Linked DNA regions of Mus musculus: region 2 is linked to region 1. Evidence: chromatin contacts called from ENCODE POLR2A ChIA-PET data. All regions are on one chromosome and are shown on one strand. Each heading gives the region's core, a stretch centred on a gene start or an enhancer-like site at or near the end of the contact. The rest is flanking DNA. Distances are from core to core; before and after follow the strand shown. Region 1 has its middle 7.0 kb from the start of Gm11476. Region 2 overlaps Ube2v1 (ubiquitin-conjugating enzyme E2 variant 1).

What was found. ChIA-PET counts read pairs that join two places held with the same protein, here RNA polymerase II (POLR2A).
Region 2: POLR2A ChIA-PET joins it to region 1 with 15 read pairs in embryonic stem cell. The contact joins two enhancer-like sites. POLR2A ChIA-PET finds 5 or more read pairs at or near these places in 3 of 5 experiments (Patski and embryonic stem cell).

Annotation. Positions count from the first base shown.
Region 1 is chr2:167,543,431-167,549,103 of GRCm38, forward strand. No RefSeq gene overlaps it. Among named protein-coding and RNA genes, the nearest start is that of Gm11476, 7.0 kb to the right of the region's middle. Within about 2 kb of position 3,086, at least 1 of the 3 ENCODE cell types and tissues checked has a DNase peak (open chromatin) inside an H3K27ac peak, as active enhancers do.
Region 2 is chr2:167,619,418-167,625,100 of GRCm38, forward strand. All of the region lies in intron 1 of Ube2v1 (ubiquitin-conjugating enzyme E2 variant 1), which reads right to left. Among named protein-coding and RNA genes, the nearest start is that of Ube2v1, 9.7 kb to the right of the region's middle. Within about 2 kb of position 2,319, at least 1 of the 3 ENCODE cell types and tissues checked has a DNase peak (open chromatin) inside an H3K27ac peak, as active enhancers do.

The DNA.
Region 1 (5,673 bases), core at 1,836-4,335:
CAGCCCAGCTCCAACCCGGCTGGGGGGTGGGGAGCTTCCAGCTCCAAAGGAGAGATGAGTCTTCTAAACAGGAAATGGTGACCCGCAGGCGGGAACAGCCTAATGACTTACAGCTTTCCTCCCAAAAGGAAAAAAAAAAGTCTCTAACAATCGCCAAATTGTGGCAGGCCTCCCTGAAGGGGAGGTTGGTGAGGTGGTATTGGGGGCTGGGCATCAACGAGCTGAAGGCCTACTGTGTCCCCAGGAGGTTCCTCCACATAGGTTGAACAGTGAGTGACTTCACCCCGGGCCTGGAGGGATGGGATGGGCCTCCAGGACCAGACTCAGCGCTGAGGGCCTGGCCCCAGGTCTAGTGCCTAGGACTTGGTCAGCCTGGTTCTGAGCGTGCTGGGAGTCAGGTAGGCCTGGCTCCTGGCCCTGACTCTCACCTCTCGCTGCCAGAAGCAAGCAAGAGTCTCTCTGCTCTCGGCCCCAGTTTCTGCCTCTAGAAATCCGAGGCAACAGTGCCTGTCTCTGGAGAGGCTGTGAGGAAACATTCCTTCAGTCATTCAGTGGGTACTGTGAGCCGGGGTGTGCCAGTCCCTGTGAAGAGTCACTGTGCTCAGGAACTCTGTTCTAGTCGGGGAGACAGAAAACAAACAAGCAATTAAACACACTGCTCGCCTGCAGCAGTGCCAGGATGGAATGAGAGGCCGGGAAGACTTGAGAGCAGCAGGCAGGGTTCCCACCAAGGCATCCAGAGCCCTCGGGAGGGTTGACATTCCAGAGAGGGAGGAGGAGGATGGGAAGGATGGAGGTGGAGGAAGAGGGATGGGAGAATCCTGGGGGAGGGGAAGTAGGCTGTGGGGCTGGGAGAAGCTGTCCTGAGAAAGACCATGTGGCTGGGGGCACTAGAAAGCCAGGAGGAGAGGGAGATCAGGGCCTCTCTGGAACCTCAGCCCAGAATGCAGCCAAGGGGCTTAGAGACAGCAGCTGGGACCAAGGTCCCATAGGCCGCCTGGCAGGGCAGAGACTAGAGCTAGGAGAAGGAATGGAGGTGGCATAGCAGGTGACAAAGGGCTCGGGCCAGGGCTATGGTGGCTGGGTAGTTTACTGCCCACCCAGCCTGGGGCCTTCCTCGCTTCCTTGGGACTGGTCCTGGACCCCAGTAAATGGGAGAGAGGACACAGCTGTCCCAGAAGGAACCTCTCTAAGCCTGGGGCCGAGTAGACAGACAGACAGCCTTCTGTGGGAAGAACTGGGGTGGGGACTGCAAAGGGTTATTCACAGAAATGTGCAGCTTTTGACAACGTGAGGAGAAAAGGCTGTCTCTAGGAGAAGGCAGGCAGCCAAACTAGCCAAGGAGAAGTGAGAGAATCAAGGGTGGAGGCGGGAGGGGAGGCCTTCTTTGAGTTTTAGATTTGTTTGTTTTTGAGACAGGGTCTCCCTATGTAGTTCCAATTGTCCTGGAACAAACGGTAGACCAGGCTGGCCTGGAATTCACTCTGTAGACCAGGCTGGCCTGGAAGGCACAGAGATCCACCTGCCTCCGCCTCCCAAGTGCTGGGATTAAAGCCGTGCGCCAATCAACACTGCCATCATTTATTTTGTTTGTTTGTTTGTTTAAGCATTTTGTTGTTGTTGTTTGTTATTTGTTTTTTGTTTTTTTCGAGATAGGATTTCTCTGTGTAGCCCTGGCTGTCCTGGAACTCACTCTGTAGCCCAGGCTGGCCTCAAACTCAGAAATCTGTCTGCCTCTGCCTCCCAAGTGCTGGGATTAAAGGCATGCGCCAACCAACACGGCCACCGTTTATTTTATTTATTTATTTAAGCATTATCTTTGAAGCAGGCTTTTGTGTAGCTCAGGCTAGCTACAAAGTCTTCATGTAGTAGTGACCCTCCTGCCTCCACCTCCCAAGTGCTGGGATAACAGATGTATACAACTCTGTCTTGTTGTGCTCTTCTGAGGATAGAGCACCAAAACCTTGTGTATTCCAGGCAAAAATCCTACAAATGAAGTTTCAATCTAAGCCAACCCCACCCTTATCCCCTGCTTTGAAGAGAAGGTATCACTTTGTAGACTAGGTTAGCCTCAAAAAAAGGAAAGAGAGAGAGAGAGAGAGAGGGAGAGAGAGAGAGGAGTGTTTGCTTTCTGTGTGAAGGGCTTTGAAGGGCTTATAAGCACTGTGGTTTTTTGTGGTGCTGGAGAGATAGCCCAGACTCTCATATACGCTGGTCAAGTGCTCTATGGCTGACTGCAGAGCTACAGCCCCAGCCTGTGATATTAGTTTTTTTTTTTTTTTTAAGATTTATTTATTTAAGTACACTGTAGCTGTCTTCAGACACCCCAGAAGAGGGCATCGGATCTCATTACGGATGGTTGTGAGCCACCATGTGGTTGCTAGAATTTGAACTCAGGACCTCTGGAAGAGCAGTCAGTGCTCTTTATGTTTTTGTTTGTTTGTTTTTTGAGAAAGGGTTTCTCTGTATAACCCTGGCTGTCCTGGAAATCACTCTGTAGACCAGGCTGGCCTTGAACTCAGAAATCCACCTGCCTCTGCCTCCCGGGTGCTGGGATTAAAGGCGTGCGCCCAATATTAGTATTTTTTAAAAGTACAGGCCTTCTAGGCCTGGTGGCCCACATCAACACTCTGGAGGCTAAGGCAAAAAGATTGTCAGGAGTTCAAGGTCTGCCTGAGCTACATAGCAAGACCTATCTCAAAAAGAAAAACAAACAAACAAACACACACACACAAACAAAATAAAACTCAGGTGTGATGGCAGGCAACTTTAATGTCAGCTCCTGGGGGACAGAGGCAGGTGGATCTCTGTATGTTCAAGACAAGCCTGATCTATAAAGTCAGTTTGTGCTGGCTAGTTTCATGTCAACTTGACACAAGCTGGAGTCATTTGGGAAGAGGGAGCCTCAGTGGAGAAAGGGCCCCTGTAAGATATGCCTGTGAGCTAGCCTGTGGTGCATTTTCTTGATTGATGATTGATGTGGAAGGGCCCAGCCCACTGTAAGTGATGTCATCCACAGGCAGGTGGCCCTAGATGGTCAGAGAAAGAAGGCTGAGTAAGTCACGCCAGTCAGCAGCCCTCCTCGGTGGCCTCTGCACCAGCTCCTGCCCCCAGGTTCCTGCCTTGAGTTCCTGAGCTGAGTGCCTCACTTCCTTCCATGATAGACGGCGATATGTCTGTCCTGGGAGGGCTGGCTGGGATGGGCCTCAGTTGGTCCAGTGCTGGCGTAGCAGGCATGAAGCTCTGGGCTTGGTCCCCGCACTGCGTCCGCTGGGGCCGCATGGTGAGGTGGTGCTTGCAGGTGATCCCAGTACTCTGAGTCAAAGGAAGGAAGGAAGCACAGAAGTTCAAGCTCATCCGTGGCAAGTTCCTAAGTTGGAGGCCAACCTGGGCTCCTGTCTCTGAAAACCAAACAAAGAACCCACTTGCTGCAATGGTCCTAAAATGGAGCCCTTTCAGCACAGCCCTTCTCACTGCGCTGGACAGTTGGCTTCCTGCCTAAGAACAAGCCCCTGTCTCCACCGAAGCTCGAGCTGGGCCTGGGGAGATGCGGCTCGGCTCGGGGCTGCAGGATCTGGCCGGGCCATTAGCTCTTCCCTTGGGATTTTCTTTAAAATCATTCCAGGAAATAAACTGGCTGTAAAGCCACCCCCGGGTGAGTGTCCCAGCAGGCAGGTCTGGAGCCAGGGCCACCTCTGGGCACATCTGGGCCCTATTAGTGGCCTGGCAACTGCTCAGAGGTATCCCCTAGACTGGGATGTGTGGGTCCCAGCAGGCAGGGATCTGGGGCAACCTTTTTTTTTTTTTCTCTTGCTTTTCAATGGTCAGTTTCACAAATGTGATAGGAATTTATGTCCTCAATAAAAAACAAAACAAAACAAAATAAAAAATCTGGTGCTTTAGGGATGGCTCAGCAGTTAAGAGCATTAGCTACTCTTACAGAGGATTCAGGTCCGATTCCCAGCATCCACAGGGCAGCTTACAACTGTCCGTAACTACAGTTCCAGGGGATCCAATGCTCTTTTCTGAACTCTGCAGGCCCCAAGCATGTACATGGTACATGTACATATGTGCCGGCAAAAATATTCATGCCCATAAGATGTGAACTGGGAAGGGGGAGGGGGAGGGCTGGGAGGGGACGACATGAGCATCAGGTGACCCACGCCATCAGCTGACCCACGCCATCACTGCTTTCCTGGAGCTTTAGGTCCCCAGACTCCAGGTCTTGAAGAACTTCATTTACATTTTCTCAATAAAAAAGCAAACGAGGCTGGGATGTGGCTTAGGATGTGTCTGCCTGCCTATCGAGCACACAGGGCTCGGAACCACCCCAGAGACACCCAAGCGTGGTGTAATTCCTGTACTTCAGAGGTGGAGGCAGGGGGATCAGAGGTTCAAGGTTATCCTTGACTACTTAAGGAGTGTGAGGCTATCCTGGGCTACATGAGACTTTCAATAGGAAAAAACAAAACAAAACAAAAAAACAGCGGTGATACATAACCAATGTATCAGTTTCAGGGGTGCACACAGAGAGAAGCCGTCAGTGGATCTCTGAGACTTCGAGGCCAAGCTGATCTGTGTAGTGAGTTCCAGACCAGCAAGAGCTACATAGTGAGAGTGACTTTGTCTCAAAAAAATAAATGAATTAGCTGGGCACGGTGATATACACCTTTATTCCCGACACGTGGTATAGGCAGGTGGATCTGTATGCCAAGCAGGCTACACAGTGAGACCTTGCCTTGACAATCAACCAATCGATCAAACAGGCTTGAGCCACGGCTCACTGATAGAACCCTTGCCCACCCTACACAAGGCCCTGGGTTTTGACCCCACTGTGGCAAAACCAAACTAGAACCAAATCTCCAGTTCTTCTTGTCCCATGGGGCCTGTGTAGCCCTGTCACCTCCGCTCGCTCTCCCTGTTCTTTTCAGCTACTCCAGGTGAGCTTACGCCCTGTTCTCTTCAGCAGGAACACTCCGTCCAGGGGGCCACAGGGTCACCTCCCACCATCCCTCTCCTCTTTGTCCCACAGTCCTTCCTGCCTTGTTTTGCCCTTGCTACTAACGTCTGATAAAACACATATCTCCGTGTCCACCTGTCCCCCTTCACAGGTCCACTGTTGGCCCTCTTCTTTCCAGAGCATCAACTCCACCCAGGGGGAGCTGCAGTCTGTTCTCTGTCTTGCCTGTTGCCACTCTGTCAAACACTGAGATCAGTGCAGCAGACATTCACAACTGACCTAGGGACTAGCCTGGGCACAGAGAGGGTGAGTGACTTACCCCGAGTAAGTCAGTAGAAGCAGTTGAAGCCCTGAGATTTGAACCCTCAGCTCTTGTATTACTGTTTGCCCTTTGGTTCGTTTTACTTCTGAGTGTCTTAAATGACAACCAATTCAACTTGTGTCTTTCACACACTTGAGCTACAGGCCCAGCCTTTTGCCGTGGTAGCCAGAGTCATGAGTGCTGGAGAGTGAGTAAGGACATCGCAGACCTGTGGGCTAAGGGGGATCCTGTGACCGTTGTAGATCAGAAGGTTCCAGACCACAACGTGTGGCTGACAAACCCCCCAATCTGGACTCCTCTTCTGCTTGCTCACATGGGGTTTGTGTATCTCTGGCCTTTCCACGGTTTCTCTGAAAACGCTGTGCTGTGACCTGGGCAGCTTGAAGCAGTG
Region 2 (5,683 bases), core at 1,069-3,568, 75 kb after region 1:
TATACATGCAGGCAAAACACTAATGCACATAAAATAAAAATAATTTTAAGCCAGGCGTGGTGGCGCACGCCTTTAATCCCAGCACTCGGGAGGCAGGGGCAGGTGGATTTCTGAGTTCGAGGCCAGCCTGGTCTACAGAGTGAGTTCCAGGACAGCCAGGGCTACACAGAGAAACCCTGTCTCGAAAAACCAAAAAAAAAAAAAAAAAAAATTTTAAAAAGGAGTGGCTCCCTGGACTAGAAAGCAGCACAGGGTCCCATCAGTTGAAAGGCCTAGTCTCACCCTCCCCTCTCCTCTCCTCTCCTCCTCCAGCAGCAGCAACAGCAACTTCACTACTGCTGGGGTTCAGCTCAGTGGCAGAGCACAAGCCTGGCAGACACCTGCCTCAGCTTCTATTTCCAGCACCACAGAATTTATTTAGGACAAATAACATCATCCTAACCCCATTTACAGTAATGGGAAAGCTTCTTTTTTTAAAAAAAATTGTGGCCGGGCGTGGTGGCGCACACCTTTAATTCCAGCACTCGGGAGGCAGATTTCTGAGTTCGAGGCCAGCCTGGTCTACAGTGTGAGTTCCAGGACAGCCAGGGCTACACAGAGAAACCCTGTCTCGAAAAAAAAAAAAAGTGTTGGAAGCTGGGAGTGGTGGCACACGCCTTTAATCCCAGCACTTGAGAGGCAGAGGTGGCTGGATCTCTGAGGTTGAGGCAGCCTGGTCTACAGAACAAGTTCCAAGGCTACAGAGAAACCAAATTTTTAAAAGAAAAAAAAAAAAAAAAAAAAAAAAAAAGAAAAGAACTGTGCACACACATGTGTCCATGCGTGTCCATGCATGTCCTTGGGTGTTGTTATTCAGGAGCTGTCCACCTCAGTTTTTGAGGCAGGGTCTCTCAGTGGCTGGTTCTCACTCATAGACTGTGAAGGCTGGGCAGTGAACCCCAGGATTCCTGTCCCCATCTCCAAATGCCTAGGTCACAGACATGTACCACCATGCCTGCCTGTCTAGCTCCCACTTGGGGGCTGAGGCTCAAAGCCCGGTCCTCAGTCTTACAAGGTCTCACCACCTGAGCCACCCCAAGACAAGCTCAAGCAAAAGAGTCATTTGACTGAAAACACTAAGTAGCAAATGTGGTCACTGGGGGAAAAACAAGAAGAGCAGAAACATAAAGCATGCTTGACTCGCTGGCTCAGAATCATTAGCATCTGTCCCATCTTGGAGAGCCAGCCGCACTGTTCGGCTATATGAGGTGACGTCCTTCAGTAAACACAAGGTTTGGACATCACAGGCAAAAGGGAAACAACACAATTACTCTGCTCAGAGTTAAATAAAAAATGAGAGGGAGGACTGGGAGACAGCTCAATGCCAAGGGCACCTGCTCTGCAAGCATGAGGACCTGAGTTCAAATCCCACACAGCCATGTAGAAAACAGGGAGTAGGAGCACGTGCCTATCTGCCAACAAGCCAGCACTTGACAGTCAGGGGGCTGCTGGTTCAGTGGGGCCGTGTCTCAAGGCAGCAAGGAGAAGGTATTCCACGCTGTGGCTCCATGCATCCTGCGCCGGTGTGTATGCCGGCACACACAAGAGTCAAACCTAATTCCGATTAGAGAGAGAGTCTCACGATTGGCCCAGGATGGCCTCCACTTGCCTCTGCTTCCCAAGTGCTGGGAAGGACCCAGGAGGCAGTGAGATCTCTGAGAATCAAGGCTAGTGATTCTCTCCTTATTATCCAGACCTGTCATCTTCTTGCCTCAGCCGTGTGTGTGTGTGTGTGTGTGTGTGTGTGTGTGTGTGTGTGTGTGTGCGCGCGCGCACCTGTACTCCACTCCACCAAGGTATCGCCCAGCCTTGGCACTTCCTGTTTTTTATAGAAGACTTCCTTCAGCCATAAGACAGACTCCATCTTTTGTGGGGACTCATTTCTATGACACTTGACCTCCTTCAGTAATCTGCTGTTTTCCCGGTCAGGCTGGGGACAGCGAGCTACTTCAGCATAGAGAGGCACCTGCCATCAAGGCTGGCAGCACCAGCTCTCTCCCCGGAAGTGTGGGGTGGAAGGAGGGAACTGACTTGCACACACTTTCCTCTGACTGCACATGATGGCACGCATGCCCACACACACACACAAGCGCACCAACAGCATTAGTATTTTTCCCCTAGACTGGGTCCACAGTAGGAGGTGACTGGGTGTCAGAGGGAGAGGGCGGGGAGAGAGGGGGACAGGGAAGGGGAGGGGAGGGTGAATACTGAAGCCAGGGTGCATGTGCCCACTGAGCCAGGCCCCGCCTGTTTACAGGAGCTGAGCCCTTCCCTTCCCTTCCCCTGGCCTAGCAGAGGTCACAATACTCTTGACCTCTGCAGAAGGAGTGAGCCTGGAAGGCTGTGGTGGCACATGGCCACCATGGTGGAGCACCTCTCCTGACACATACCCTCTCCAGCTCAGCAGTCACAGGCTGTCCCCACAGGAGTCCCAACTGTGGCTCTACTTGAGCACTCCCCCGGTCATTCATGGCAGGAGATGTTGCACCCCAGCTCCTGGCCAGATGTCACACTCAGTTCCATGTTCCTGCCTCCAAACTCACCCTGGCCCCTGAGCCTGACCCTTCAGCTCTCAACCCAACTGCTCAAGTGCTTCCATTGAGCCACATCTCACACTAAGCTGACTCAATGTCCATGCTACGCCATCCCTCCCAGACACCCGGCCTCTGGGGCCTCAGGCACCCAGAACACTTCCAAACAGATCCTGCTGCACACATCCCCAAATAGCACAGTCACTCCTAATCTTGGGATGTGGCACCAACACTTCTTCTGGCTCCATCTCAGTCAGTCGGCAATCCCTCCTTGCATCTCTGTGCGGTTGGTTTTCTTACCCCAACCATCATCTCGCTAGGGACTTCTGGGGACCCTGCCACCTCTGCCTCTTGCTCTGCCTGACTCCCCCTGCCTGTTCTCCAAGGACGTGATCAGGACACCATCGTTTCCCTGTAGGGCACCACAAGCCTCTCAGCACAGCCAAGCCAGGTTTGCTCCACGGAGCCTTCATCACAAGTGGCCAGCACCACGGTAGACGTCCTTCAGGCTTCCGGGGGAGGCTTGGCTTCCTTCAGCCTTTGTGTCACGGTGCTTTCGCCCAGGGCATGGACAGCTGGCAAGTCACTAGCTTCTTCCTCCCCAGCCTACACCCCTCCTCTTGCCTCTTGCTCAGCTCCAGCGAGCTGACCGGACACTCTGACCACACGTGACCTCGCACACTGCCTTCTCCAGCAGGTACCTGATGTGTGCTGGTAAACCCGTCTCACAGGATACTGACAGATTCCTGAAAACATACCCAGGAAACACTTCACTAAAAGGGAGCCTAATTATTATTATATTATTGGTGTGTGTGTGTGTGTGTGTGTGTGTGTGTGTGTGTGTGTGTGTGTGTGTGTGTATGAACACTGAGTCTCATATAGCCCAGGCTGGCTGTGAGTTAGCTTATATAACAAGGATGCCCTCAGGTCCCAGGCCTCTACTCCCAAGTCCTAACATTATAGGTGTGCCCACCTAGTTTGGTTTGAGAATCTTACAAAATGCTTAGTGAGGATTTTAAAATTTAAGCAGAATTCCAGATAACATACAAACAGAATGAACAAGACTCGTCGGTCCTCTGACTGCAGAGGCCAGCAGGGCTCTGTAGCTTGCACCTTGACCGAGCCTCCTGCCCACCCACACACAGATGCTTTCTCTTTCTGTTCCTGCCTGTTTTCTACTATCTCACTCCTCTCAGACAGAGCTATATGACTCGTTCAACCTGCCCTCAGCACACACACACACACAACTGACCAGCTGTCTGGCACACCATGGTAGCTTCCTGGATGGATAGCAGAATCTTCTGGCCATACTTCGAGCCCTACCTTGACTAGGACCAAAATACTGGACATCATCAGATGACAACTGAGGCTATCTGGATGTCTGAGGTCATTTTGTGTGTGGAGGTCAGAGGACAACCTTGTAAGCACAATTCTCTCTTTCCTGGGGTCTGGGGATCAAACCCACTTCCCCAGGTTTACCCAGCAGATGCCTGCATCGGGAGCCACCTCCCTGGCCCAAGTTCAGGGTTTTGTCTTTCAGTTACATTTTCTTATTTTGTGTGCACCGTGATGCACTTGAGGTCAGAAGACAACGGCCAGGAGTCGGTTCTCTTCTACTGCCACATAGATCGTGGGGACTGGATTCAGGTCACCAGGCTCTGGAGCACACTCAGTCATCTGAGGTGTGGGTTTTTTGGTTTTGGATGTAAAATCTGGTAGCTTTTACAATGGCTACATTTTACTTCTTTTGTGTGCCACAGCAGGTCCGTGGCACTCAGGATGTCTGTTCTGGCATGAGAGCCCTTCCCCAGCAATCCATTCCCAGCCCCCAGCCTTATTTTAACTTTTGAGACAGGATCTGGAACTTGCTATATAGATCAAGATGGCTTTGAACTCTAATCTACCTGCTGCTGCTGTCCTGGTGCTGGGACTAAAGGTATGTGCCAGTACACCTGGCTCAGCTTTTTAACTTTTTTTTTTTTTCTTTTTTCCGAGACAGGGTTTCTCTGTGTAGCCCTGGCTGTCCTGGAACTCACTCTGTAGACCAGGTTGACCTTGAACTCAGAAATCCACCTGCCTCTGCCTCCGAAGTGCTGGGATTAAAGGTGTGCGCCACCACTGCCTGGCCATTTTTTTTTTAGTTTTTTAAGACAGGGTGGGGGCTGGAGAGACGGCTCAGCAGTTAAGAGCACTGACTGCTCTTCCAAAGGTCCTGAGTTCAAATTACCATCTGTAATAAGATCTGATGCCCTCTTCTGGTGTGTCTGAAGACAGTTACAGTGTACTTACATATAATAATAAATAAATCTTAAAAAAAAAAAAAAAAAAAAAGGGCTGGTGAGATGGCTCAGTGGGTAAGAGCACCCGACTGCTCTTGCGAAGGTCCGAAGTTCAAATCCCAGCAACCACATGGTGGCTCACAACCATCTGTAATGAGATCTGATGCCCTCTTCTGGTGCATCTGAAGACAGCTACAGTGTACTTACATATAATAAATAAATAAATAAATCTTAAAAAAAAAAAAAAAAAAAAAAAAAAAAAAGGACAGGACTTCTCTGTGCAGCTCTGATTGTCCTGAACTCACCGTGTAGACCAGGCTGGCCTCAAACTCAGAGATCCACCTGCCTCTGCCTCCAGACTGCTAGGATTAGAAGTGTGCGCTGCCATGGTTGGTTCCAACAATCCTTCCCCATTCAAAAAAAAAGTAGGAATCTGAGGGAAACTTAATGTTGGAGGGAGGGGGTAGCCACCATATTGGGTATTGCCCAGGGCTTGGCACATGCCAGGCAAATCCCCTGCCACTGAAGCTCTCTAACACAGTACCTTACTCAACTGTACAGGACGGCCTTCAACTGCCTGCCTCTGTACTTGAGCGAGCCTCCAATTTCTGCCCGTGCTGCCTTTGTCTCTCCAGCAGCTGAGCTGTCTAGGGGCCAGACCCACTTGCTTATTCTGTTTATAAACTAGGGCAAACTGGTTCCCCACCAAACCTCTCAAGAAAAAGCCTCTTTTCTGTGCTGGGCTGGAGCCCAGAGCCTCTCCAAGCACTGCCTCCAGAGGACAGGACCCACCTCTTGCAAGGGGTCTGCAGAGTAGAACTCACAAATGTGCTC